2 separate regions of the Homo sapiens genome follow, and region 1 is linked to region 2. A link is a contact called in ENCODE Hi-C data. All regions are on one chromosome and are shown on one strand. The core of a region is the stretch at or near the end of the contact, and the rest is flanking DNA. Distances in the headings are between cores, read along the strand shown.

What was found. A loop is a pair of places that touch in the nucleus more often than their neighbours do. Pooled maps may share reads with other maps.
Region 1: a pooled map shows a loop between it and region 2 (7-fold over the local background). The contact joins the promoter of LNP1 here to the promoter of CRYBG3 in region 2. A Hi-C loop is called at or near these places in 5 of 50 pooled maps.

What each region holds. Positions count from the first base shown.
Region 1 is chr3:100,399,819-100,405,315 of GRCh38, forward strand. It overlaps LNP1 (leukemia NUP98 fusion partner 1), which reads left to right and starts at 1,721. Exons shown (of 4, transcript NM_001085451.2): 1 at 1,721-2,621. TOMM70 (translocase of outer mitochondrial membrane 70) reads right to left here and starts at 1,271. Exons shown (of 12, transcript NM_014820.5): 1 at 808-1,271. The coding sequence starts at 1,131. RefSeq lists enhancers at 1-608, 1,290-1,399, 1,450-1,499, 1,510-1,599 and silencers at 970-1,049, 1,660-1,739.
Region 2 is chr3:97,818,888-97,824,616 of GRCh38, forward strand. CRYBG3 (crystallin beta-gamma domain containing 3) reads left to right here and starts at 3,124. Exons shown (of 22, transcript NM_153605.4): 1 at 3,124-3,468. The coding sequence starts at 3,320. It overlaps LOC101929298 (a long non-coding RNA gene), which reads right to left and starts at 2,889. Exons shown (of 3, transcript XR_427389.3): 1 at 2,800-2,889. RefSeq lists a silencer at 2,901-3,270.

The DNA of each region.
Region 1 (5,497 bases), core at 471-2,970, 2.6 Mb after region 2:
CTGTGGCCGCTACTCTTGTGCAGCAAGAGGGGACAGTGCAGTGCAGAGCGTTTTCTGACAAAGGCCAAGGGGTCCGGAGTGCAAAAGGACACCTTGGGGCTGGGGCATGGCAGGAGAGGTTACGGGCGCTGAGTGCTTGCAGCCAAGGGGGCTTCGGGGTTGCTGAGAGAGGACGAGCCTTGGGAGCTTGACAGTTCTGCTTACAGTTCAGAGGCTGTAAAACAAATGCCACTGAACACCATTTCACTCTTTAGAACCTGTGTAGTCTTTCTTTTTCTATGTAGAAAGCCATCTAATCGTTTTTGTTTTTGTTTTGCTTTTGTCAACTAACCGTCACTGTAGTTGCCCACTTACCCCCAGCAAAAACACACTCCAAAAGGGGGAGTGGCTCATTATTAAAAGGCTCTTAGCGATTAGGTTGTAGGCTTTGGAAATCACAGAAACAGTTCGTATCACGATGTACCAATTGTTAATCGAATTTAGCTTCCTTCACTTATTAAATACAATCATCACATTTGCAAATGCCCCACTCCCATCTACAACACTAGGGATAAATGCTGTGTCACTGAGAAGAAAAGCAAAGGATTTTTCTGAAACCAAAAGCAAACTGTCAAAGAATGCCAGTAACCTGTCATCGAGCTACTCTATGCCCTCCACTGGCAGCCAGAAATGAGTCTCCCTAAACCCAAGTGTTGTGCTGCCGCTTGGCAGCTTCCGTCTGATGGGAAGCCCCCTCACTGACACAACCCGCCAAGGAAAAGCTGCACGAGCCAGTTTCCTCCTCTACGGCCTGGGGCTGCTTCTCACCATGTCCAAGTGAGCACCGGGACCTTCAGGGTGTCCGCTGCCCGGGGCCGGACTGGCCCTGCCCTCCGGGGTCTTCCGTTCGCTGTTGCGCTTCAGGCCGCTGGCGTCGCCCCGGCCTCTGGCCTCCCGGCGCCGTTGCTGCCGACTCCACAGGTATATGGCACCCGCGCCCAGCAGCAGGGGTGCCCCGACCGCCAGAGCCAGCTGCCATCGCGGCAGCCCCCCCGTGCCCGGGCCCGCAGTCCCGCCGCCGCCCACCCCACTCCCGGAGCTCGGTACAGCGGCTGCGACCACCGCTGCCTCCACAGGTTTAGAGGCGGCCATGACAAGTGTCCTCTGCCACCGCCTCCCTGTCTGTCGCGAGCGCCACAATCACCAAACAGCGTGCGAAGGAAGACCGAGGGAGGGAAGGAAAGCAATGAGCGAGCGAGCACGCTAGGCAGAGAGAGCGGACGACAGAAAAGGGCCAGAGGTCACCGGAAGCCCAGGGCATGCCGGGCCAGACCTGGCCGTCCTTCTCCTCCAGTATCAACCGAAGAGGGAGAGGAGGGGCGGAAATCACTTCCGGGTTAAGGGAAAGCGTGGGTGTGAGTAGGAGTCTTCGGAAACCCTTTTTCTTTCTTTTCGCCCCGCTGCTGTTCGGGAGATGGACTTCTGGAGTCCCCGTCGTAGCTGGTGTTGTCCCCTCTACCTTCAGGAAAGAAGGGCAGATGGCCCTCTTGCCTACTGAAGCCGAGGAGGGGCGCGTATACAGCGGGCTAAGGGCGCTCAAGAGATCCGAGTGGAAGAAAAAGCAGCGGCACAGCACTGGAATGGGCGGGAGTGGCAGAAGAGTTGTGAAGGCTATTGGCTAGCAAGGGTGGTGGGCGGGGCGTAGACCGAGCTACCCAGTTTACTGGTCGATTTCGGATCCAGTTTTCCAGTTATAGCCACGTTGGCACCTCTTGAACCTCTGTGGCCGTTAGCACGGTTTTCTGCCCGCGTGCCCGAGAAACCAACGGATTAGAAGGACTTTTAAAGATGTGTGAGGAAAGAGCTCACCGCTGAAGAAGGCTGCTGCATCACTGAACTTCTTATCACTAACATAGCGAGATTTTAGTTTGGACGAATTTGAGGTTATAGGGGAGATAGCGATGGCAGAAGACTAGGTGGAAATGGCACATCTAGGTTGGCTGCAGTCGAAACGGTTTGAGCGTGGTCGCTGTGGCTCATCGTCGGCACCAATTAACGAAGCGATGACATCTGCGTTGTTAGGGGTTTCTTAAACTGAGTTGGTAGAAATGCGAAGCGTCAGGGTTCCCGCCGGCTTCGAGCCTTTCTTGGCGTATTTGTATCTTGAGCTGATTTCTGCGTCAGCCCACATCTCGCTCTGATCCGCACGCCCCCCGGGTTGTTTTGCAGTAGCAGTCTCAGCCCTCTTCTCGTCTCATTCCCAAATCGTAATTTCAGTTCACAGCTTTTTATCTATAATAGCTTTATCAACTCTTTTTCCGATGCTCTGCACCAGATCTCTTAAAATATAAAATTACCTTGCAAGGTATTGTTTGGAATACACGGTATTTTCATGAAGACAACTATTAATAGAAAAATCAGAGTCCAGAACTATGGTTCTCCATTTCTGGTATACTGGTTTGCAGAAGCCTTACATTAAGATTTCATAAATGATTGTTTTGCTGTTAAGTGCAACAACATCACAGTAGAGCTACATAAAGATTGAAAGGAGATATTTTATCAAGTGGCACCAGAATGGACTGATTAAAATAGAATGGCCTAATTGGAAAGAATTTCAGGATCACCGGTTTCTCCTGCTTCATGTAAGTTCCTATTAGTAAATTGCCTTCAGGCAATAGGGTTTCTTAGCAACAGACTAAAAAAATGGGCTAAAAATAGCAGTGGAATTGAGTTGATCGTTGCAGGCAATAGGCTTTTCTCCCCTCCTGATCCCCCAATCCCCAAAGGCAAATTTTCTGCCCCTTAATATAAGCTCTGCCTTGCCTTTTTCAGAACACAAGTTAGGATTTTTTTTTTTTTCTGAAATTTCAGTTTTGCTGTGGCCTCTTGGAGGATTGTAGAGTGCTAACAATTACAAACTTGATAGGAACTAAAACATATTTGAAGTTTTTTTTTTAAACCTTTTTCTTATTTATTGGAGTAAGCAATACACTGTTACGGTTAAACTCCAAAAGTTACAGAGTTTACTGTGAAAAGTCTTCCTTCAGTCCCTGTCCTCAGCTGCACAGTTCCCCTCTCCAAAGGGAATCGGTGTTATTTTCTTGAAACATTTTTTGGATTAATATTTATCTAAAGGCCTGATTTTGTTTGGCTTTATTTTTAAGGTTGGCATTAGTAAACGAATCTGTTCTGGTTACTTTTATACTTTGATAAACATCTCATTTCCATTCTCTAGCCTATGCTATTCTCTCATTTTCTCCTCCATTTCCTAATTGATGGTACTGTAGAGCCAAATAGAGTGTCGCTTACTGGCTTTGGGACCTTACTGATCTGATGCATGTTTTTCTAATCTGTGAAATGGTGAAAACATCTACCTCTCAGGCTATAGTAAAGATTTAATTAGAGAATATTTAAAGTTCTTTTGATGTTTGTTACAAAGCAATAGATATTTGATGATTAGTTCTCAGTTTTTCTAAATTTTAAAGTAAAGAAGTAAAATACTGCCTTTCATTTCTAAAAAATTAAAGTTCTGTATATGTGAACATAGACATTATCTTTTTCTTGGTAGATTAGTGGAACTCAACTGAAGAAGCTTTCTTCACCTTTGATCTGTATCTTAGGAGGCAGTTAAATGAGATAGTCTAATGGACTAGGTTGTGGAAGACCTGAGTTTTTTTTTTTTTTGAGATGGAGTTTCGCTCTTGTTGCCCAGGCTGGAGTGCAATGGCGCCATCTTGGCTCACTGCAGCCTCTGCCTGCAGGCTTCAAGCAATTCTCCTCCCTCAGCGTCCCAGTAGCTGGGATTATAGGCGGCTGCTACCATGCCAGGCTAATTTTTTGTATATTGGCCAAGCTGGTCTTGAACTCCTGACCTCAGGTGATCTACCTGCCTCGGCCTCCCAAAGTGCTGGGAATACAGGCATAAGCCACCATGCCCAGCTGACCTGAATTCTTATTCTAAATTTTAATACCACTGAGTTGTGTGTGTGACCATGGGCAACTCTGCTTTCTTTATAATGTGAGGAGGGGTGGATTAGATTATTTTTAAGGCTCCTTATTGTTTTAAAATGATGTAATTCTGTCCCTTCAATTGTCATTGCTACATGAAAGGCCTTTCAGATTGCTAGAGTTGGTAAATAGCTGGTTGACTGGTGTCCAAACCTTCCAGCCAGTGCACAAATCTGCTTATATTAAGCATGTACATATAGAACAGCTCTATTCTCTTTCAGCTGTCTGATGTTTTCATTCTGTTTTTCCTTACTGAAAAATTACTGAAAAGAATTGTCTACATCTGTTACTTATTTGGCACCCATTTCATCCAAAATCTGTTGTAATCTAGTTTACAACTTTATAATTAGGCTGAAAGTGCTTTAGAAGTCATAAAATTCATTGTGGTTTTTTTGTGGGTGGGGGAGGTTGGCTGTCACCCACTTTTACTTGATACCACTGATTATTCTCTCCTTGAAATGTTCTTTTCCTTGGCTTCAGGAGAATAGAGTCTTCTGGTTCTTCTACGCTCTGACCAAACTCTAGATCAGTGCTGTCCATCACAGCTTTCTATGATGCTGGAAATGATTTATATTTATGATGTCCAATATGGTAGCCACTAGCCACATGTGGCTATTGAGCACTTGAAATGTAGTGTGACAAAGACTACAGTTTTCATTATTTAATTGATTTAAGTAGTATCATGTGGCTAATGACTACCATATTGGACAGCACAGCTCTAGATATTCCTCAAGTGAGGAATTTATTAGAATATGTCTTCTTCTTTATCTTCAATCTCTCCATTAGTAACCAAAGTAAATCTCATTGCTTCAGGTACCATTTCTGTGCAGATAATCACTGTCTATATATCTTTTGGCATAGCTTCCCTTTTTACCTCTAGCCCTATATTTCTTACTACTTACTGAGCAGTTTTGCTTGGATTCCTGACTTTTGTCAAAAATATAACTCATCATTTTCCCCACTCATTCTTTCTCTTTGTGTTATCCTTTTTTTTTTTTTTTTTCCAAGATGGAATTTCGCTCTGTTGCCCAGGCTGGAGTGCAGTGGTGTGATCTCGGCTTACTGCAACCTCTGCCTCCTGGGTTCAAGCGATTCTCTTGTCTCAGCCTCCCGAGTAGCTGGGACTACTGGCGCCCGCCACCACACCTGGATAATTTTTTGTATTTTTAGTAGAGACGGGGTTTCACCGTGTTAGCCAGGATGGTCTCGATCTTCTGACCTCGTGATCCGCCCGCCTCGGCCTCTCAAAGTGCTGGGATTACAGGCATGAGCTACTGTACCCAGCCTGTGTTATCCATTTTTTCTAATAATACCACTATTACCTTAGCAGTTACTCATATTTGAAACCATAGACCTTTTTAGACCTCTCTCTTTTTCATCCTTACCTACCCAAGCACAAATGATTATGCTGTTGTATTTATATACACACATAAACACAAAATCAGCTGTGAAGTCTTCAACAAATTCAACTTTGTTGTAATATCTTTCTTATAGTTTTTTCACCCATTCT
Region 2 (5,729 bases), core at 1,874-4,373:
AACAATTTGTTTTCTTACTAAATGCCTTGCACAATCACTTTTTTTCCTATATTTTTGGCAGTGTACTCTTCAATAGCCTTTCATATGACAATAATTTAGTAATATTATTTTCCATAATAATGAAAAGATAATGCAATCTTTCCTCTAGTTCTGTTTTTCTTATTGATAGAAAGGCTGTGTAAACATGCAGTACTACACACACACACACAAAGCTTGTGGTACTGCTACAGGTTTGTACCCTACAAACAAGAATTCTGATAAATTCTATTTTACATGGTTTACATCAACAAGAAAAAATGTTTTGTGTTTACAGTTATAAAAATTATTTTGGGTGGCTGAGACGGGTGGATTACCTGAGGTCAGGAGTTCGAGACCAGCCTGACCAATATGGTCAAACCCCGTCTCTACTGAAAATACAAAAATTAGCTGGGCATGGTGGTGGGCGCCTGTAGTCCCAGCCACTCTGGAGGCTGAGACAGGAGAATTGCTTGAACCCAGGAGGCGGAGGTTTCAGTGAGTTGAAATTGCACCACTGCACCCCAGCCAAGGTGACAGCGCCAGACTCTGTCTCAAAAAAAAAATTAAATATACTGCATTATTGAATATATTATTGCTATGAGAGAAATTACATCAATCGGAGGCAATCCTTCCTGTTGAAACTTTGTCTTCTGATGCCTGGAATAATTTTCCACATGACACCTGATGCTGCTTTACCTTTCAAATCTTGTCTCACCTCTATTACCCACATATTTTCAGTGTCAGAGACCACAGAATATATCTCCTCTGGCTCTGCATCTTGGGTGTAATACTTGGTGAGCTGCGCTACAAACAAATTGGAATTTAAGAAATAACTATACTTTGGAGAGGCTGGAAACCACATAAATATATTCCACTAAGTCCAAACTAAATATATTCCCAACTGAAATTCCCTAGCAGATTCCCAAATGCTCTTGATAACTCTAAGTGGAAAAGAAAATCTAAGTGGACATCTAAGTGGAAAAAAAAAGAGATTGTGGTCTTAATCACATTAAAACATTTACTTTTGTAAATTTGATAAAACTGGCCATGGATCCCATTGCTGAGTTCACACTGGAAGAGACTGTGCCAGCAGGGAGCCAAGAAACTTGAGCCTCATCGGCTTCACTGTAGATGTGCTTCTACTGCAGGCACTCACTAAACGTCGGGGAATAACTGGATCAGTGAATTAATGACACTGTGCTAAATTAGTATCTCTAAGATCCTTACAGCTCTAAAATTTGACATTTTTACAGGCTTCCTAATGCAATCTTAGAATTTAGTATTTAGAAATTTGTTCATATGAGTTCAGGTTATAACAATGTAGGACATATAGAAAACTAATAAGTGCTCAGAAAGCAAATGAAGGAAAATTCAATGGTCATTGTTTTATGACTTTAAGCTATTTTGTCATAGACGCAATTTGTCTTAGTGTAAACATGGCATTATTTGTATTTACCATTCACTTAAGTGCTTTGCTGTGCTACCGAGTGGAGATCAGAGTATTGTTAGATATATTATTAGTTAAAACCATAATTCATTAATTAAATCCTATTGACTCCCCCCCATTTTTATTCCAAGAAAAACTTCCTGAACGAAGTACCCTCTGGGTAGGCACTGGGGCCTGGTTTGATCACAGAACAAGTCAGGGACAAATGTGATAGTCATTCAATAATACGTTGGGAAGACAAATTATCATTTGGGCCTTTTAGCTGGAAGAAACAGTTTGCTTTATTACTCTCTTTGGGCTTTTTGGTAAGTGGGTCTTCAGTGGAGATTCTCTTATAAAATAATAAAGCTAGAATTGGGAACTTGTCTTATTCTAGTCTATTATCTTAGTCTTTTTCTATTTTCTCAGACTAGGCTCACAGAGAAATAGGAAAAATTTACCAAAGAGTAAAAAAGGATTAATCTTGAGGGATAGACTGAGATGAACCCGATTGATGGAAATCGGGCTGACTGAACTTTAATGGGTTAAATCCTGCCAGAACAAATGAGAATGAGTGTCTTGGCTCTATTGCAGTTAGTAGGAGCTGGAGGGCTTCTGGGAGGCAGCGTGGGGAGGCAGGGAGGCTCAATAGCCTCCAGCAGGTGCTGAAAGGACTTGGGGCTTATAGGTATGCAATCTACTTATGAGCAACCTTCTCCTCCAGCACCCGAAAGCCAGAGGGGAGATTACTCCAAGGCTCCCCTCTGCTGTGGACATTTCATTTTTATCTCATTTACTTGTATACATTTTTTAATGAACAAAAGCCATATCACTTCCTTGACGTCTACTCCAGGGGCAGCTTGCCTTCAAACAAAAACAAAACACTTGGGGTGAATGGGCCTCTCAGTATCTCCTGTACTAGCTGCTATAGGGTATGAAAAACCAAGAAAAATCCATACCACTGTACTTAGACTTAAAACAAGTCTTAAGCACCCTTTGGTTCCCAGATTTCAGTGGCATCTGTGTAACGACTGCAAAATATGTTGCAGCATTGACAAGCTTGAAATCATACTTTTTGATCAGTGCCGTTTTTGAAAGAGTTCGCAGGGAAGTATGGCGTGTGAAAAGTCTGAAGCACAGCGCGGTTAGGAAAAGTCACACCACAGAAAGCCAGCAGAACGCGCCGGGAGGTGGTGACCGCCTGACAGGTACCCCCTTCTCCCTCCCGCCGCCCGGTTCTGTGCTAACGCGACTTTCGCCCTCAGGGTTGGAGCTGTATTTGCGGTAGCTGTTTCTTAGCTCCCAGCAAGTCCGGGGCGCCCCGGTACTGCAGTTTGCCAAGTGTTTTCACAAACCTTAGTTCATAAACCTCTTTCAAAAGCCCGAAGAAAACCGTTTCTGTGCTCTGACTGTAGAATAGAAAACACAACGGTCACAGAAAGTAATTGAAGGCAAAGCCCAACAGGCTGCAGCCTGAACTTGTTTGAGCCGTAAGCCCGAGCCTAGCGTCGCACGCTGGGCGACTCCCCTCAGGCTCTCAGGCCGGCGCCTTCGGGGGACCACGTAGCGCCCCAGCGGTGGCGGCTGCGCCCGGCTCAGGGCGGTGCCGCGGCCACTGGCTCCTCCTCGGGGTGGGGCGGGCCGCGCCGGGCGAGGGCGGGAGGAGGAGCAGCCGCAGCGGCGTGAGGAGCTGCCGCGCGAGGAGCGCGTCGCGTCCGCACTTCTCCTGCCCGAGAGAGACTGAGCCGCGCTGGCAGCTCGCGTCGAGTCGGTCTGCCCTAGCCGCATCCCGCGGCGCCCGGTCGGGCTCCGGGCACCAGGCAACACCTAGGCCGTTCCCTTCAGACAGCCCCGGGCCAGCGGCCCCCTCGGGAAATGTCCAGCGGCCGCAGAAGGGGCAGCGCCCCCTGGCACAGCTTCTCCCGGTTCTTCGCTCCCCGAAGTCCTTCCCGGGACAAGGAAGAGGAAGAGGAGGAGAGGCCGGGGACGAGCCCGCCTCCAGCTCCAGGCCGGTCCGCTGCCAGGTGGGAGTCGAGGAGGGGGTCGCGGGGGGGCCCTGCACATATTCGCGGGATGAAGGCTCCCGGCCTGACCGCCGGCAGCGGGCCGCTCTTGGGCCAGGCTGCAGTTCGCTCGCCACTTTCTGTTCTCCTTCCTCCATTGCTAAAGTTTCCTCCTCCTTGCCCCGTTCCCGTGCCGCACTACTCGCCTCTCCTCTGCAGGTTAAATCGGGGTGAAGTTCTTGCCCGGCAGCCGGACGCATATCCCCCGATCCCCGCCTGGCTCCGCGCTCTTCCTTTCCCACTTTCCCCTGCCCGGACGTGATTGGGTTCCCGTTCCACACACGCTCTACTCTCCAAGTTCTGTGGCAAAAGCGATTTCCCCGGCGTCCCGCCTGCAGTAATGGGAAACACTTGTGAGCCGAGCGGAGCCGTCGGCCAGGGGAATTGGGGGCGCGATCCCAGCACCACTTGTGTGGGAGGAGATCGGGGCAAAAGTGGAAAAGGTAAAGCTTTGGGGCGTCACCCCCTCAGCTGGTATTTTTGCCATCTTATTTAAATTTTCTCAAAATGATTTTTAAAAGGAATTGTGATAATGCGTTCCCAAGACTTTCACCAAAATGGACTGGACATGTAAATGACGCCACCCTTCTTTATTTCTCATCTCTCCTAGAAACATCTGCCTCAAGTTCCCAAACAGATTCTGGAAATCAGGTTTCCAGCTGTCTTGGTTTCAGTAATCAAAATGTACCCTTTCTCTGTAATATTTTTATCTTTCCTTCACTTTCCCATGTTCAAAAATCAAAAAATTTTAGACATGCCTCATTTAAATGCCTGTTTCTGAGTCTTTTCATCCCCCCGAAGAAAGAGGGGTTAAGTAAAACGCAGCTCGCTTTCTTAAACTTATGAGAGGCTTACACTGTCTTCTCCCGAGATTGCACTAGAATGACCATTGTCATTGGAAGGACACACTCCAGAAAACCGTGTTTACTTCGGACTCAAGATTTCCTGGTGGGCTTAAAAAAAATGGATAGGAAACAGAACTGAGAGTGAGCCAATTCCATTAGTATTCAGATTTTGTGATGTGATTTTAGTCGTTTGTGTGTTCCTCGGTTTCCCCGCTTGTGAAACATTTTCATTATGACCGTCTGTTAATAACATGCCACATGTTTCCAAGAAAGCTCCTACGATAATTGAGTGGTTATTCTCCTGGGACGTTTCAGCTATTATTGCTCTGACTGTTGAGAGTTTAAAATTCAAAGTTACACAGAAGTTAAAAATAGTTTTTAAGTCTGACAGATCTCATCCAGGGTGTCAGCTAGTTCTGTTGGTGTGGGCAGACAGCCTGTGGTGCCTGCCACCGCCGTAACAGCACTAACAGTCTTGGATAATATGAACGCAGTCTGCAAGGAAATCCCAAGTAGGCGCAGCAAAAGTTGGGAACTTGAGAGTCAGTGTTAGAAAGGAGTAAGCAGGTCAAATTCAGGCTCATGTCAGTAATGGCCTGAAATCCTGCTTGCCTCTCTGCCCTATTTTGGCTTTTTAAGGCACTTCTCAATTCTAATTTCTTTACTGACTGGAGCTGACCCCTCCAGCAACTAGTTCCTTGTTCACCTACCACTTCTCTATTCTCATCATCTCCAGATTGGCACAAATTATGGCTTTTCAACGATGAAGATTTTAATTGTGCTTATATCAACGCTAATTTTGTTCTCATCTTTTTTGGAACTTGCCAGATGTTAGGGGGATAGCAGATGACCCTTTATGTGGGTGTTTTACTGTTTTAAATGAGCTTAAATCTTTCATTTCAAGGGCATAAACAAACACAAAGCCTTTATTGAAAGTTTAATAAAACAAATGGAACCGCTTTATAGTACTGAATGTCCCAGTAACACAACACCCTGATGTTAACAAGATTGGAAACAGAATTGCAATTTGTCACTGTGATCTTATTTCAAAATGAAAGAGTATTTTGGCTATTTCTCTTTGTGGGCATAAAAACTTTTATCATTATGAGAGCTGGGTATACCTTCTGTAGTGATGATTTTAGATGAAGAGGAGTACAAAATTAAAAAATAAACTAAAACATAATTATGAGACCCGTAAAAGTCGAATTTACAACATCCTGAAACTGTTTTTTTGCCTGCTCACAAAATGCGTACTGGGACAAACACCAGGTCTTTGGGGAGCTGCCATGCCTTGATACAGGTCTTCCAATATTTTACTGTTTTGAACCATAGGAAAATCTTTGTTTTTATGGTGTGCTGTGATTTATATGGGCTTCA